Linked DNA regions of Mus musculus: region 1 is linked to region 2. A link is a loop called in an ENCODE intact Hi-C map of the cell type or tissue named here. Cell type or tissue: left cerebral cortex. All regions are shown on one strand. Links, peaks and the distances in the headings refer to the core of each region. The heading gives the core; the rest is flanking DNA. Region 1 overlaps Grhl1 (grainyhead like transcription factor 1). Region 2 holds the start of Kidins220 (kinase D-interacting substrate 220).

Region 1 (8,327 bases), core at 76-8,075, 370 kb after region 2:
TGCTTGCTAAGTAGAGACATGACCTAAAAAGGGTCCAGCCTCAACTTTTAGGGATGGAAACTGCCATGTCAGAGATGCAAGCACCAATGGACGGAGCTCAGCTCACCAGTGGACGGCCACAGGTCAGTAAACCCAGGACAATGGAAGAAACTACCTGAAATGAGGTAAGAAAAAATCAAACCACAACAATAACGATAGGCCATGGGTGAAACTCAAAGCATCACGGGTACAACTGGAGAACCCAAGGGGAAGGAGTAGGCATGTCTGAAGAAACAACAGGCAGACATGTTCCAAACCCAATGACAGCCATAAACACATAAACGCTCAGAGAACTCAAGAACGTGGAGCCTCCTCAGATTCAACTCTTAGCAGCAGTGGAAGAGAAAAACCTTGGAAAGAGTTACAGACAGGGAGATCTTACGCACAGAAGAGACCTGGGTGGCTGCAGCCTCGTCAGCAGTACCAGCTCCAAGTCCGTGCAGCATCCGTGAACGGACCGCCGGACCTTACACCAGCACAGGAGCCTAAGGTGAGACACCTCGCATGCAGAAAAGCTGAAGGATTCAGTCCTAGTTCACAGATACTGCACGATGTTAAAGAAAGTGCTGGAACAGTGCGGGGGACATCTGACCATAAGCTCTTCGGATCTCTCTCTCTCACCATCACCTACTGGGAATGTGCTCAGTCACAGCGGGGCTTGTCCCCAAACATTAGCCTAAAGGCCCCGCAGCCTGTCAGGGCTAAGAGGACTGTGACCCTCAGGGAGACTGACTTCTGTGGGGAGTGAATGAGATGGCAGCAGAGGTCTTAATTAAGCTCAGGGAAACAGACAGGAGGCCCTGGAGTTCAAGGTCAGTCTTGCCTGTATAATGGGCATGAACGACAAGTGGCAAGGAATGGGCCAGGGAGACATACAAGCTTCTGGAAAAGCAGCCACCCAAGCTCCAACTTTAGAAATTCAAACGCTGCCCTCATTTTCTCTAAGAATGTGCTGAGGGGCTACCGCTCCTGAAAGAGGAAACGCTGTCATTTATCAAATGGCATTAGCAGTTAAGCAGCTCATGACAAAGAGACAACAAAGAGCAACTTCCTTTGGAAAGAAGAATACTGTAGGTACACCAAAGGAGACTCCAAAGTGCCTTACCTCAGGTTTCTGACTACAAGTTGAGACCAGCCTCACAAAGTGAGTCGTGAGAGCCAGGAGAAGGTGCCCGAAAGGCAGAGCGTGGCAAGCCGGCCAACCAGAGTCAGGGATGCAGGTGGGCAGCAAAGAGCCCAGGGCTTATGAAAAGCCTTCAGGGTACTCAGAAAATGAGGGCCCGGATTCTCAAGGGTGCGCAGGGACATTATTAGTCAGGAAAGATGTAACCGAAACATCACATGTGGGGAAAATGTTTGAATAAAGCTGCAATTTCTCTAGTGTTATAAAAAGAGCACAGACGTTCTGATAGCTCCTTCTATGGTGTTTCTGCTTTGGCTTTGAGACAGGTCTCTGTGTATAGCCCAGGCAGGCCTCCATCTCCTGATTCTCTTGGCCTTTCAGGAGCTGGTGCCACATGCCTGGATCGTCAGGGTTTCTTGGGCTCCAGAGGAATGTGGTCAGATGGGAAGAGACTGGCCTAGGTCAGAGGTACCGGTGCCCACAAGTTGTGACTCACGGTTTCCAAGTGCGGGCCACAGGAAGCACCTGGGTTCCAGTAATCCCCACACCTGATCCTGGGGCTGGAGAAGGGGCAGGTTACATGGCAAGGGGGAGGGAAGGCTGGAGGTGATTACAAGGGACCAGGAGGTGGAACAATCAGAGGCGGTCTAAAGATGCAGAGAAGACAGTCTTGAAAGGAATGCTGCACACAACTTCAATGTTGGCCCAGTGACTCTGAGCTTTAAACCACTGAATTTGTGAAAATTTGGGCTGGGAGATAGCTCAGTGGTTAAGAGCACTGACTGCTCTTCCGAAGGTCCTGAGTTCAAGTCCCAGCAACCACATGGTGGCTCACAACCATCCGTAATGAGATCTGACTCCCTCTTTTGGTGTGTCTGAAGCAGCTACAGTGTACTTATTAATAATAATAAATACATCTTTGGGCCGGAGCAAGTGGGGTTGACCGGAGAGAACAGGGCCGACCAGGATGAGCAGAGGTCCTAAATTCAATTCCCGCAACCACATGAAGGCTCACAACCATCTGTACAGCTACAGTGTACTCATATACATAAAAATAAGTAAATACATCTTTTAAAAAAACTCATTTAAAAAATTGTGAAAATCTGTAACAGGTGGAGACCCTGGCCTGCAGATGTATTCAATCTGACAGGCTGTTGAGAAAGCTCTCTGACCTGGAAGGTTCCAGGCGCCCTCCAGTGGTCAGATACAACAGCCCTACCAGAGTCTCCAGGACTTGACAGGGAAACCTTGGCTCTGCACCTGGCAAAAGTGTGTTTCCCAGGAAGAAGGAGCTGCAACATAGAAATTTGGGAGATGGCCTGCCAAAGAGCCTTCAGGGCAGAGAGTCAGGTGGAGGGTGATCAATACAGTAGTTCTTGATCTGGGCCCAGGACCGGGGCCACATCCTTTACTTTACCAGACACAACCACCAAAAAGAACCTTCTCAGTTGTTTTTAGTTCAGTGTTTCCCGTTCCTTCTACAGTGCTGCTCTTCCCACAAGGGTAAGACAGTAAGCACCCACGAGAGGTTAGCTGCTCTCTGTGCAAGGATGAGCCCACCTCACGTGCTCTTCCCTGAGCCCGCTGCTCTCTCACCTTGTCGCAGAAGACCTTTATCTGGCAGTAGGCCCGGTGAACCGGCTTGTTGCTGCGGTTGTTATAGCTGTATGTGTCGATTTGAATGTTGAGTGGCAAGCCCTTCACACCCTTCTGAGAAGAGAAATCTGTGCTCAAGCAGTTCACAGAGATGAAGACCTGTGAAGAAGAGAAGGCTCCGTGAGGGGCAACTCCAGCAGCTGGCCAGGCCCGGCCTTGCAAATGCTGACATGACAGACACTTGAGACTCTCCTGAAAGCCGCCATTTAGAGGCAGCGAAGGACTCTTCTAGAGAGCAGTGAGTACAGGTGTGCAGCAGGAGAAGGAGCATGCAAGCTCTGTTTACTCTCAGGGTGGCTCTTGGGTATCAGCCAGGACAGTGGACAATGTGGCTGTCATGGCTGGTGTCATTTTCCTGGGACACCGTAAAATGTCTCTTGGCTGCTGGGGACAACTCTGGAACTACCTGTACCTCTGGTGTCACCTTTTAGGATAGTCTGTAGCAGCCTGTGTACTTTTAAAACAAAAGCTGGTGTCTCCTAATCTATAGCTTGACTATAAAATTCCAGCAGAGTTCCCTTGCAGTACAGCCCACTTATACTAAAATGCCTTCATTTCTCTCTCTTGGAGGTATCTGGTTATAGAATCACATTGGGCCAAGTCCTCAGAGAATAATTTAATTCCAGTGATGTCTAAGACATTTTTTTCTGGGTAGCCTTTCATAATTTAACTGTAATCTGGATTCACCACATGTTTGGGTAGCCACTGCACTTGGCAAAGTTTTTCACAGGCTTTAATTATTATGCTGACCTACTGAACAGTCACAAAACACTACCACATTCCTCACTGAAGGAGACGCCACAGAGATGTGGTTGAAACATATAGAAGCCATGAAGACAATGTGCTGGGTTGGGAAGCCTTTATAGAAGGGAGAAGACAGTAACTGAGTAGGCCATCAGTGGCCACACTTCCACCAGGCAGTCACAGGGCACCCCAGAGAGCAGCGGACAGGTACTGAGGTACCTGTTTGTTTCCTTTCACCAACATCTGAAGGACCACTGACCCACACAGACAATTTTTATAGACTATGTCACTAAGCCCAGCGGGGTCGGTGGCCCTTGAGCCACAGACGAGATTCTCTTTTTTGAAGAGGAGGCTGGAGGGTGGCCCACCTAGCCCCACCCCCTGTCCTGTCTCCCATATGTTCAGTCACCCCATGTTCACTGTCTAGTGGGCTTCCTCTAAGGGTTAAGCAAATGGAGACACCCAGTAGGTGCGACACAGCAAACTGTTACTCAGTGCAGACGGTGCAGCTTGTGTGGTTGGTGAACACGCTCCACGCCCCACTTTCATGGTTCTGTGCTTGAAGATGTCTAGCATGCTCAGTGCTTTTGATTTCCCAGGCCACTGTGGGCCTGGAATTTATGTATGGACACCATACAGTAAATAGTATGTGAATCAGGTTTTTGTTTTTTAAATGGGGAGTTTCAGAGATTCAAGACCCTTGTATCCAATGACCAGGACTCCTTCCAATGACCAGGCCCCACCAGTCAAGAGCATCAGCCCTTGGTTGTAAATGGGTATGTGGTGGGGCCTGTGTGGCTCTACGGGGGGATCGAATGGAAGAGAAGCTGGACAGAGAGAGAATTAGCCCGACTGTAACAAAGAGCCAGTTCTAGGCTATATGGGTACATACTCGTGTAAGCGGAGAAAGACCGGACATCCTAAATAGACAGGGAAATGTCCAATTACAGATCTGAAGATCACCCCTATCTTATTCTCTCACCAACTCTCCCCAGATCTTTCTCACCATCCCTAGGCACTGTGGGTCCCCTCTCTGCTGATCTGACCCTGCCAGCTTCTTTACTGATCTGCTCAGGTCCTCCCCAGGTCTGCAAGGGTCCCATCGGATCCTGTCCTCCATGTAAAGCTTGTCTCTTCAGACAGGCTCAGGCAGATGCCACACACGTGCTCCGGAATGGGACCAGGCTGGGCTCGGTTGGTACGCGCTACCGAGCTATCCCTATGTCTTCCAGAAGAGGGCACTATTTCCACATTTGAAGCTCCAGAACTGCTAGGGCTGCCCCAGGCAGGAGGAGCTCATTCAGGGCTTTCCAACCACGGTGAAGCAATCGCTCACTTCCATAACCACCCTATCCCACAGACTGTATCCTCTGATTGGAGATCTGGATGGAGGGTGCCCAGGTGTGCCCCTTTCTCTAGACTGTTCACACCCAGGCACTGTGGTATCTTGCTTCTAAATACTTTCCTAATCATTTCCAGTAAATAAACAAAATTACTTGACTTTAAAAAAAAAAAAAGAGGGCTGGAGAGATGGCTCAGTGGTTAAGAACACTCACTGCTCTTCCAGAGGTCCTGAGTTCAATTCCCAGCAACCACATGGTGGCTCACAACGGGATCCAATGACCTCTTCTGGTATGTCTGAAGACAGTGTACTCATATACATAACATAAATAAATAATTATTTTTTAACGCGCGCGCGCGCCTGTGTGTGTGTGTGTGTGTGTGTGTGTGTGTGTGTACATCTCAGGTGTTATCCTTTGAAATACCATCGAGTACCTTTCAGACAGGACTTCCATCGGCCTGAAGCTCAGCAATTAGGCTAGACAGGATGGCCAGGGAAGGCCAGGCACCTCTCGTTTCTGCTTCCCCAGCACTGGGATGACAAAGGCACACAACCACACCCAGCTTTTTCCATGGGTGCAGGAGGCCAAACTCAGGTACTCGTTCTTGCAAGGCAAGCATTTACTGACTGAGTCACTTTCCCGGCCCCTGCTTTCATTTTTTTTTAAAAAAAGACTTAAGTCTAGATACGCAAGCAGGAAGTGGCTCACGGGATTTCTGAACTGCTTTGCAGAAAGATCTGTGCTTTGACTTGATGCCTTCTTGTACATATTTAAAAGAATGTTTTATATTAATCTGAAAATATGCACGTGAGAGACAGCAGACAGTCTATAGAACAGGGGCCATTGAGATGGTTCGTCAGGTGAAGAGAGGGCCTCACTAGGCTTGGTGACCTGGGTCACACAGTGAAAGGTGAGACCTCTGACCTCCACAAACATGCTGTGACATACACACACACACACACACACACACACACACACACGAGAGACAGAGAACTCTGAAAGGGGAAAAATAAAACTAATAAGAAAACAAGTTTTAAAAGAACTTTGTAAGCATTAGAAGTCATTTACTAAACCACTGTACATTTTACCTTCCGGTCAGATGGAAAATCTAAGCCTCTGTCATTCTGGGCCACGTGGCACAATTCCCAACTCAAAAATGGCTGCCTGGGAAAGTACACTCTAGCTCACCAATTCCAGGAAGTCTCTGACCCAAAGAGCCATTCCCCTGGCAAGAGGATTTCACAGTAATCCAACCCAAATCTGCCCTCCCCTTGATCCCCCGCTTCAAGTCGGGCTCAAAGCAGGAGCAGATGCCAGGATCAGCCTGAGTGCAGCGCCTGAGGGGAGTGCTGCCTCACACCCTCGCTCCATGCCTCATTCGGAAGCATCTGCTTTCTCATTATGAAAGGGCTTCCCAACTTAGAAGGCTTCAGAAGTTATCAGGAAGGCTGACTCCTCCTAACTGGGCCTCCTCCATCAGATGGACACAGACACACCAGTGAGTGGGGCCAAGGGAACAGATGCACACGGTGTGAAGGACAGCAAAGACCTCCAAGAAAGCAGCATGGCTCTTACGACAGCTCACGCAGTAGCATCGTGGAAGAATACACTGGACCGTCATGGGCATCCTGGGCTAAGCCAAGTGGTACCCATGCTAGTTTAGGCATTCACCAAAGGCTAGCAAGAAGGGCAGCTTCTCCCCTACCCTCTCCTTTCTTCTGGGCAGGGTAAGGTGCTCGACAGAGGCAGATTTGATCCGAAAATCAAAGCAACCAAGTGTTCCACAGCTCTGCCCAGTAACTAGCACTGTAACCTGGGACCCTGCTGTCACATGACCAGCCAAGGCAGAAGAGCTCTTGCCCCCTGTGATAGTCTCTGTCCACAGTGGATGAGGAGGGTGAGCCCCAAACCTTACTGCCATTACTGCAGATAAAATGATTTGAGTAATTCAGGTACCAGCCTAGCAGCACTCAGGAAAACCTGAATTTGGTTCACAACTAAAACCTGGGCGTGACATCGTGGACTGTAAGCCCAGTGCTGAGGACGCAGAGCCAAGGGGATACTTGGAGTTTGCCCATCCTTACCAACCGAGATGAGAGTTGGTGAGCTCCAGATTCAGGGAGAGACTGTGTCAAGATTTATGGTGGAAAGTGATAGAGGGCGAAGCCCAGTATCAACCTCTGGCTTCCACACACATGAGCACACATGTACACATAAACACACACACACACACACACACACACACACACACACAGAAATACATAAACATACATACATTTACCAGTCTACTTCCTATAAATACTGTTCCTTTAAAGGATGTAACCTCATTCAACGTGGCCTGGGGACTTGCTAGACAGAGCACTCTTGCCTCCTTCCTCCTCCCCACTGTCCACAAAAGCCCTGGGAGCCTCTCTCTCCAACACTGCTTTACGCCACAGCCATGTCGGACCGCTCATGTCCCCAAACCCACAGTGACAGGCCATGTGGCTGGGGATTTGGGACACCTCAGCTTGGGTGGTTCAGACACCAAAACCATCTTCAGGTGTTCCAGTTGGTGCTCACATGCCCAACCAGGATGATGCTACCCTGTAAAGGGACTGGTCTCCTACATGCCAGCACGCTTCAGTGCACCAAAGGTCTCCTTCAGCTTCAAAGCTTGAAGATTATAAAACCTGTCTTAACACGGGGTTTCTCCCGTGAAGAGTTCAGCCCCTCTTGCATGAATTTTTAATTGAAAAAGCATTTTGCACAGGCACTGACCTATGAAGTAGGAATATCCACTATCCACAGATCCTGCTATTCCATGAGGTCATATCCGTCCTCAGGTACTCAAAGTTGTTAAGAAATTTTCTCAGGATTAACAGCTCGGTGTGAACCCCACGTGCTCTAGTTGCGACTCTGCTGTATGGTACGTGACCTTTTGAGATCACACCTCAGTCACCTCTGGGAGACGTAAGTAGTTTGTTTTTGTTTTGATCTGTTGTTTGTTTAGATAGGGACTTTCTGTGTAGCCTTGGCTGTCCCGGAACTCACTCTGTAGATCAGGTTGGTTTCCATCTCAGAGATGCATCTGCCTCCCAAGTGCTGGCATTAGAGGTGTGCAACACCACTGCCCAGGCAAAATATGTTGGTTTGGGGTTTTTGTTTTTTCACTTATTTGGGGATTCAACCCAGAGCCTTCTGCACAAGAGTGAAGGGTTTTACCATTGAGCTACAGTCCCAGCCCTTGCATATGTTTTTAATAAAAGAGAAGACATAGAGTGTGTGCTTTCATAGGTCAACATTTCCACTTTCAATAAGCTATCCAGTCTGGGCTTGAGAGGTATCGCAGAGTCGTGGAGCCACGCCAACTCTCTGTCAGTCTAGCTATACTCAAAGGGCTGAGGGAGAACTGAAGGAAAAGATCAACCCTAGCTGTCTCT
Region 2 (8,327 bases), core at 235-8,234:
ACACAGACCAAACAGGAACACATTAGGGATTTGCTAGGGTATAAGAAAAAAGATGAGACACTGCATAGGAATGCAGAATTGGAGAGTTAGTGGATATTCCCTCTCTTGACTGTGCTGGTGTTACATAATCACATGGACCTGTCAAAATTCAAAACCATAGCCCAAAGGTACATTCTATAACATATAGATTAATTATACCAATGTGCTTTATTTTTAAAAAAGTTAGGTGATCCAATACTTTCCCACCCAGGAAGCAATTCTAGCAGCAGGAAAACCGTGGACAAAGATCCACAAGAGCACAGTCTGAGGAGGAGGAAGAGCACTTACTGCTCTTCAGAGGACCTGGGTCCAATTCCCTGCTCGCTTTCACTTACAACTCTAGTTCCAGGGGAGCCTGCTTCCCAGCGTACCTACATGCAAATGGTATACACAAACTCAGGCATACATATTTTAAACATAGGACAAACTGGGGACAAATACGCACAGGGGATTGATAGACTGTCATCAAATGTTTAAAAAAAAACTGTACTGACTGAAAATGCTTGTGCTATATGAAAGGAGGGGTCTAAAAACCACATAAGCAGCATTACAACTACTCAAAATGCTAACAGGAGCCACTGCTGTTCTGTTCAGGAATTTTCCCCTGTGCCCATATCTTCCAGGCTTTTCCCCCACTTTCTCCTCTATAAGTTTCACTGTCTCTGGTTTTATGTGGAGTTCCTTGATCCACTTAAACTTGACCTTAGTACAAGGAGATAGGAATGGATCAATTCACATTCTTCTACATGATAACTGCCAGTTGTGCCAGCACCATTTGTTGAAAATGCTGTCTTTTTTCCACTGGATGGTTTTAGCTCCCTTGTCAAAGATCAAGTGACCATAGGTGTATGGGTTCATTTCTGGGTCTTCAATTCTATTCCATTGGTCTACCTGTCTGTCGCTATACCAGTACCATGCAGTTTTTATCACAATTGCTCTGTGTACAGCTTTAGGTCAGGCATGGTGATTCCACCAGAGGTTCTTTTATCATTGAGAAGAGTTTTTGCTATCATTTGCAGATTGCTCTTTCTAATTCGTTGAAGAATTGAGTTGGAATTTTGATGGGGATTGCATTGAATCTGTAGATTGCTTTTGGCAAGATAGCCACTTTTACTATATTAATCCTGCCAATCCATGAGCATGGGAGATCCATCTTTTGAGATCTTCTTTGATTACTTTCTTCAGAGACTTGAAGTTCTTATCATACAGATCTTTCACTTCCTTAGAGTCATGCCAAGGTATTTTATATTATTTGTGACTATTGTGAAGGGTGTTGTTTCCCTAATTTCTTTCTCAGCCTGTTTATCCTTTGTGTAGAGAAAGGCCATTGACTTGTTTGAGTTAATTTTATATCCAGCTACTTCACTGAAGCTGTTTATCAGGTTTAGGAGTTCTCTGGTGGAATTTTTTTTTTTTTTTTTTTTTTTTTTTTTTTTTTGCTGAAAGGACCCTGATATAGCTGTCTCTTGTGAGGCTATGCCAGTGCCTGGCAAACACAGAAGTGGGTGCTCATAGTCAGCTATTGGATGGAACACAGGGCCCCCGATGGAGGAGCTAGAGAAAGTACCCAAGGAGCTAAAGGGGTCTGCAACCCTATAGGTGGAACAACAGTGTGAACTAACCAGTACCCCCAGAGCTCGTGTCTCTAGCTGCATATGTATCAGAAGATGGCCTAGTCGGCCATCATTGGTAAGAGAGGCCCCTTGGTCTTGGAAACTCTATATGCCCCAATACAAGGGAACACCAGGGCCAAGAAGTGGGAGTGGGTAGGTAGGGGAGCAGGGCAGGGGGAGGGTATAGGGAACTTTCCAGATAGCATTTGAAATGTATTTAAAGAAAATAATAAAAAAATAAAAGCCAGTGTCATATTCTTGCATGGCATGGCACTCCTAGCTCTAGTTTTGCTTAAACTGCTCCTTCTCCTAGGTTCATCTCCTACCAGTCTCCACTTCACTTTATTCAAGCCATCTTGTGTTTCCATACAAACGTTACCTGACCAGAGCATCCCCAGCCTCTACATATAAAACAGCTCTTGCTTCCCACTACTACCACCATTCCATAACTAGCTTTCTTCAGGATAGTGTTTAGCATGACTCCACGTACCAGTTACTTATTTAGCCTGCTTTCCCTACTCCACCAAAGAGTTCAGTAAGAATCAGGGCTCTGTTCACCACTCAGTTTCTAACAGCTGGAGAAGTGCCTGGTAGTACCATAAGGTAGAACCAACCCAGTGTTGGTAGAATCATGAGTTTGCCCATGTTCATCAACCTGGAATGCCAGCATTTATACTCCCAATAATCCAAAACATATCCTGCATACAAGTGACAGCTATGGCTTCAACGTCCACAATGGCTTAGATATGTGTCTCTTTAAGCTTACAGTCTGTCTCCACGGTTATGTCTTCAGAACCCATTACAGGCCTAGAACAAGAAGGATCTCATGAGGGAATGGTCAAGTTCAGTAACGACATAGACACATAAGGAAGCCTCTTTTGGGTGTCTTTGTCCACAGAGAGGGCCCTTCACCCTCAACAGCATACTCTCTACCATAAGCCGCACACAAGGCTATAACAACAATCTGTACATGTGACACTCAAAAGATAAGCTGGGCCAGTCCAGAATTGGAATTAAAACTGTCCAGGTCAGGGCTGGAGAGATGGCTCGGTGGTTAAGAACACTAACTGGCTGCTCTTCCAGAGGTCCTGAGTTCAATTCCCAGCAACCACATGGTGGCTCACAACTATTGTAATGGTATCTGGTGTCCTCTCCTGGTGTGTCTGAAGAGAGTGACAGTGTACTCATGTAAATGCAATAAATGCATCTTTAAAAACACAACTGTCCAGGCCACGATTGATGCTGTGTAAGTAAAACCACAATCATCAGAGAGTGAGCTTACAGCTATGAACAGAGAAAGTCTCTTCGTCAGTGCGGCCTCAGTGTGGCCCCTGAGACACAGGTCATCAAGCTACCCAGGATTCTGACCTCTCCTCAACCCCAGAAGCCTCCTTTCCCCAAGGTTTCTGCTTGTGCCTTCCAAACATTCAGGAATTCAGTGAAGAAAAATAAAACTGACATTCTTCAACAAAAGCTGGAAAAGGGGATGGCAGGCTCACACGGGATCATATATAGAAAAATATAATTTAGCAGTGCATGCATACACAATATAGACTTAAAAAAAAAAAAAAAGAATCAGAACTCTAGGCACAAGTTAGGGACCAAAACAGACAGCCTACAGGAAAGGAATCAGGCAATTAAAGTGGAAAAGAAATGCAAGACATTACGTTTAACCAAATAGAATTCCCAAAGTTTGAATTTTGGACAGAACAAAATATCCAGAGATAAGGAAAATAATAAACGACCATGTGACTGGGAAAGAAAAACAATGTTAGTGTTGTTGTCATGAACACCAGAGAAAGAGCACCCATGCGTGCAGGGATGGAAGGGAAAGAAAAGAGGAGAGGTGGGAGGAAATGGGAAAGTCTAGGAAAGAAGGCAGCAGGCATTTCGTTACATATGTGTGCCCCTTCCAACCAGCCACCTTAGAATTGATTGGGGCTGTGGGGATACCCTTAAAGAGCTGATAACTAGAGAATGATGTAGTGGCACAGGGGCCTGGGAGGCAGAAGCAGGCTGATCTCTATCAGTTCCAAGCAGACCAGGGCTACATATTAAGAAGACCAGGGAGGGAGAGGAAAAAAAGGAGAAGAGGGGGATGAAGGAGGAGGAGAAAAAGGAGGGAGGGAGGGAGGGAGGGAGGGAGGGAAGGAGGGAAGGTAGAAAAAAATGAAAAAGAGAAAAGAATTTATGGAAACGAGATGCCAAAGATAAATCTGGAAACCATTCTCAGAGTGTTTAAAAGGATTCTCAAACTGGTGTGCAATTATTTGTCTCCTGACCCAAATAGTCCCATTTTTGCAGGCCTGTGGTGAAGCTCAGAAACAAATTTTTAACAAGGACCCCCAAGTCGGTCTGATCAAGTTGACTGACTGTCGTTGTAAAGCTTGAGAACAAAGAACGCACCTTGCCACAGCATTTCCAGTCTTGGCTCTGAACCAGACACCCAACTGCCCTTAAAAATAGATTATGTGTCTTTTCCTTTTACTGTAGACGCTTTGTTTTTTCGTAGCGTCAAAAAGAGAGCGGGGGACTAACCCATCAGAATCACCTCCAAGAGGTTTTTCCTCAGCCACACCCCACACCAAGAAATGGGAAGCTCTGAAAAGCAAAACCGGTGCATTTTTAGCAAGCACCTCTAGGGGGCAGAGAGCTCCACAAACAGTTATTAATGAGAAAATGGTCTAAAATGGTTTAAACGTGAAGACAACCTAGGGAAAAAAAATGTATACAAATCCCCACAAAGCAAACATGGACGCGTTCTATTCGGGGGCTTGCGGGCATCTTGCAAGGCGTTTAAAAGCCTGCACAGGACAATGGGGGCAGTGGGTTCGGCAATTTAGCACAGAAGAAAACAACTTCTCCTCCCTGGAAAGCAAAGCAACCAAGAAGGTAAGGCTCAGGGGCACCGGCTGCGGGACTCACTAAGTGATGGGTGTGACAACAAGGAAAGCGGCCTGGGCCTGGAGTCAGTGCCCACGGGAGAACGCCGCACCGGAGCGCCTGCCTTCCGCGCTTGGCTGCACCGACCTCGCCCGACGCCCGGACGCCCCGCACCCAGCCTCCGATCCCGGCCCCCTCCCCCTCTCCGGTGCCACCGACAGACTCGTCTCCCTTTCCCCTCCCCCCTCCCCCAGCCTCGGACACTGTCGCTCTGCCTCACCCGACCTCTCCGCCTCCGCACTGACCGTGTCACGGCCTGGCCGAAGACGGCGCCCTCAGCTCTGCAGAACAGCGCCGCAGACCTTGTCAGAGGACAAGACGCCAAGAGCACACAGCTATGCCCGCACCACGCCCGGCGGCCATCTTCCTAGGAGTCAGGAACTGACAGGTCACGTGGTCGTGTGGTGGGCGGTGCTCCTTGTGGCCACGCCTCCTGGAGGGGGCAGTGTGGGAGGAGTTGCAGGTGCTGAAGTGGCTTGGACGCCCTTCCCTCTATTTTAAAGGAATGGAAACATTGCTTCTTTGCCTGGTTTGGCTTCAGATGGTTTGGGTTGGGTTAGGTTGGGTTGGGTTGGGTTGGTTTTGATACAGAGTCAAAGTCGCCCAAGCAGGCTTCAAACTTGCTATGTAGCCAAGAATGACCTTTACGCTCCCGATCCTCCTGCCTCCACCTCCCAGCTGACCCAGCTAAATTAGTGTATTTTTCACAGGTGCCCCAGGCAATATTTTTCCCTGTCATTCGCGCTTTTGAAAGTTAATTTATAACCCGTACCTGGCATTATAAGCAATAATTCAGAGAAATAAACAACAATTACAACTTTGGAAGCCATTGCCCACTTTGCAAATGAAAGTCGCTTAGTTCCTCCTTCCAGGGTCCAGAAGTCCGAAATCTGCCTTCTCCATCATCGGAAGAATGCACTGCCTCCGCAGACGTCCATACTGCCTCCTTCCAGCTGAGGACCCCCCGCCCCAACCCCCCAAGGCCCTTCCAGACTTTGCTCTTCCCACCTCTGCAGAAGTATCACCAAATGCTATTAACTGATCCCTGACCACCATCAGCAACCCCATCCTGGCAATATTCCCTTCAAAGGGCCTCCTGACACCCATTTCCTAGTCTTCTTCCAGGCATGGTACTCCTTCCCAGGTTCCACCTACCTTAATTAATTCAGAGTTCCAGAGTTCTGCCCACGGTCAGTCTCATCCCCAATATGGCCGATATTATAGGCTCCCTCCTGATCCATCTCCGGAAGTGAGTGGGACCCCCACAGGAAGTGGAAAGTTATCTCACATATCACCCCATACTGTCTAAGCAGTTCCTGTGTTAATCACTCAGATCTATTTTAAACCTTTTACTCCCCCATGGGCTGCCGACTCTCTCAACTCCTCTCCCTACCCAGAACTCTTCTTATCTGTCAGGACACTAAGCACTTCTCAGTTAAACTCTTCAGTACTGCCCCCCCCATCCGTGGAGCCCGTTCCCCACAGCACCTGGGAGTGAGGCTCTTGGAAGGCGTGCCCTCACAGACCTTGCCCTGTTCTGCCTGCCTTCCCCTTCAAACCCTGCCAGGGCAAACTGGCCAGTATTTTCTGCTAATAGACACACTGGGCTTCGTGGTACACACCTTTGCCCTCAGCACTCAGAAGCAGAGGCAGGGGGAATCTCTGTGAGTTAGAGGCTGGCTGCATAGTGAAACCCTGTCTCAAGAGGAGGAGGAAGAAGAAGAAGATGAAGAAGAGGAAGGAAGGAGAGAAGGGAGGGAAGGGGAGGGAGAATGTTATCAAGGGGTGAGAGAGGTCACTGAAAAGATCTCACTGAAGAGAAATAGCTGCAGAAATGTAGTTCCTGTGCCCTTGGGGGCTACCCCCAGGGGCTCAGCTCACATTTGAGAAAGATTGGCTGAAGGTTCCTGGCCCTAGCCTTCCAACTCATTTCTCATGCAAGTCTCCCAGACCCTCCTTCATGTACCTTTAACTTGTGCAGAGGGACAAGTAGATTAATGGGATGACTTCCACAAGCCAGGAAGCTGGCTTTAGACAGGACCAGGCTCATGCTTTCCTACACAGAGCTCTCTGCCTCCAGCGGGGAAACCAGAATGAGGGGCAAGCACATCCCACTGATTGCCTTTGGTCTCAGACACAAGCCCAGCTCGGCGACCTACCTTTCTTCCCATCATTGAAACCAAATCCCTGCAGACATTCAGGGAGCACACCATTCTTCCCTAGGGCTGATCTGGAAAGCACTGTGGTTAGGAACTGCAGGTTAGGGTACCAGGATGCAGAGTGGGCTCAGTGAGGAGAGGCAAGGGAGGCTGGGAACACATTCCAACAATTATAAAGCCAGCCCCTGCCCTGCCATGGACCAGACAGGTCTGAACAGGAATTGGGGTAAAACTCTCAGACCTTTTCCTTTTAATTATAGGGATAAGGCATTCCTTCCATAAAATAAATTTTTTAATTATTTAAGAATGACTAGATAACATTTTATAAAAGTGATTTTTAGAAGCATTCAAAATGTTGTGGGGATTGGGAGAGATAAGAAGGCAGTGTTTGCAGGGCAGTCCTAGGTGAAGCAGGGTTAATCTACACGTTTCTATCCTCTACCTCCTGCCTCTGAACGGTTACTCTGATTCAGGGGAAAGTTTCATTTTGATAACAAGGATTTGCCAGCCCCTGGTCCCTTCCACGCTATGGACCCTCATACCCAGTCTTGCAATCGAACTACTGCAGAACTAAGGTTTCCTCCTCAGTTTTGTCTCAAAGACATGCCTCTTCCCTTGCTCTCTGGTCTTTCTCTGGTTCATGTAGCCTGCCTAGATCTTTCCAAGAGACACACCCAGTGGGGTTGATTCTGGAATCACTCAACAACCCAAGACTCTGAATCAGCGGCTTTGAGAGTCTGGCTTACCTTCTTGTCATGTGTTTTTATGGAGAAGGAAAAATAGGCATTATCTTTCCACTCCTTGCCACTCTCTCCAACAAGGCTGTAATTTGATCGCCCTCGGGTCCTTTTTCCATAGCATCAGCACCTGGCCTGATGACTTCAACGGTCTAATCTTTCTCTGTGGCTTCAGTTTCATTGTCTAGCATATTTTCCACAGAAATCTCAACATGTTTTATACACTATGTTGCTCTAAAATGGTTCTTTCTTGGCTGGTATGATAGATCATACTTATAATTCCACTGCATAGGGGAGACTGAGGCAGGAGGATTGCTGTCAATTTAAGGCCGGCCTCAGCTACAGTGTTACTCTTCTATGATTTAAAGTAAATATGGACAGCTGGAGAGATAGCTCATAGCACCTGCTCTTGCAGAGAATCTGAGTTTGGTTCCAGCACCCACATTGGTGGCCTAATAGCTGCCTATAAATTCAGTTACAGGGCATCTGACTCCTTCTCTCTTATGGCACCCCATTCCCCCAGCCCAGAGGAGTTAGAAAGTTAAGTATTTTTAAGAAGCAAATAAGATGAATATGTATTCGTTACCAAGAATTTGGCAAACACATAAAAATTTGAAGTGTCAGCTTCTTTTCTATTACCACTTAGGATTCTCTGGCTTCTTAATCGAGATATGAAGCATAAACTTCATTGGTCAACTCATACTCTAAACAATGTTGAAACGAAGAGTGGTATTGGAGATTGTGGTAGTTAAACTATCAACAGGATCTAGAGTCAGCCAAGCGACAACCTTTGAGGGTATCTATGAGGAAGTTTCTAGATTAGGTTGAGCTGGGAA

Evidence for each region. Peaks named below come from ENCODE experiments on the same cell type or tissue, not always from the same donor. Only the 100,000 strongest peaks of a DNase experiment are listed, where the experiment ranks them.
Region 1: a loop joins it to region 2, with 5 times the contacts of the local background. A loop is called at or near these places in 2 of 42 quality-filtered maps.

The regions. Positions count from the first base shown.
Region 1 is chr12:24,597,498-24,605,824 of GRCm38, reverse strand. It overlaps Grhl1 (grainyhead like transcription factor 1), which reads right to left. Exons shown (of 16, transcript NM_001161406.1): 9 at 2,759-2,917. Among named protein-coding and RNA genes, the nearest start is that of Grhl1, 29 kb to the right of the region's middle. In left cerebral cortex, for the core only: CTCF peaks have their summits at 2,359 (motif pointing left) and 4,799 (motif pointing right); DNase peaks (open chromatin) are centred at 2,352, 4,793 and 6,223.
Region 2 is chr12:24,971,576-24,979,902 of GRCm38, reverse strand. It overlaps Kidins220 (kinase D-interacting substrate 220), which reads right to left and starts at 4,971. Exons shown (of 32, transcript NM_001081378.1): 1 at 4,841-4,971. Gm36236 (a long non-coding RNA gene) reads left to right here and starts at 4,306. Exons shown (of 2, transcript XR_381341.3): 1 at 4,306-4,544; 2 at 4,790-7,718. In left cerebral cortex, for the core only: CTCF peaks have their summits at 4,290 (motif pointing right) and 5,036 (motif pointing right); DNase peaks (open chromatin) are centred at 4,325, 4,534 and 4,992; H3K4me3 peaks cover 1,995 bases; H3K27ac peaks cover 1,297 bases.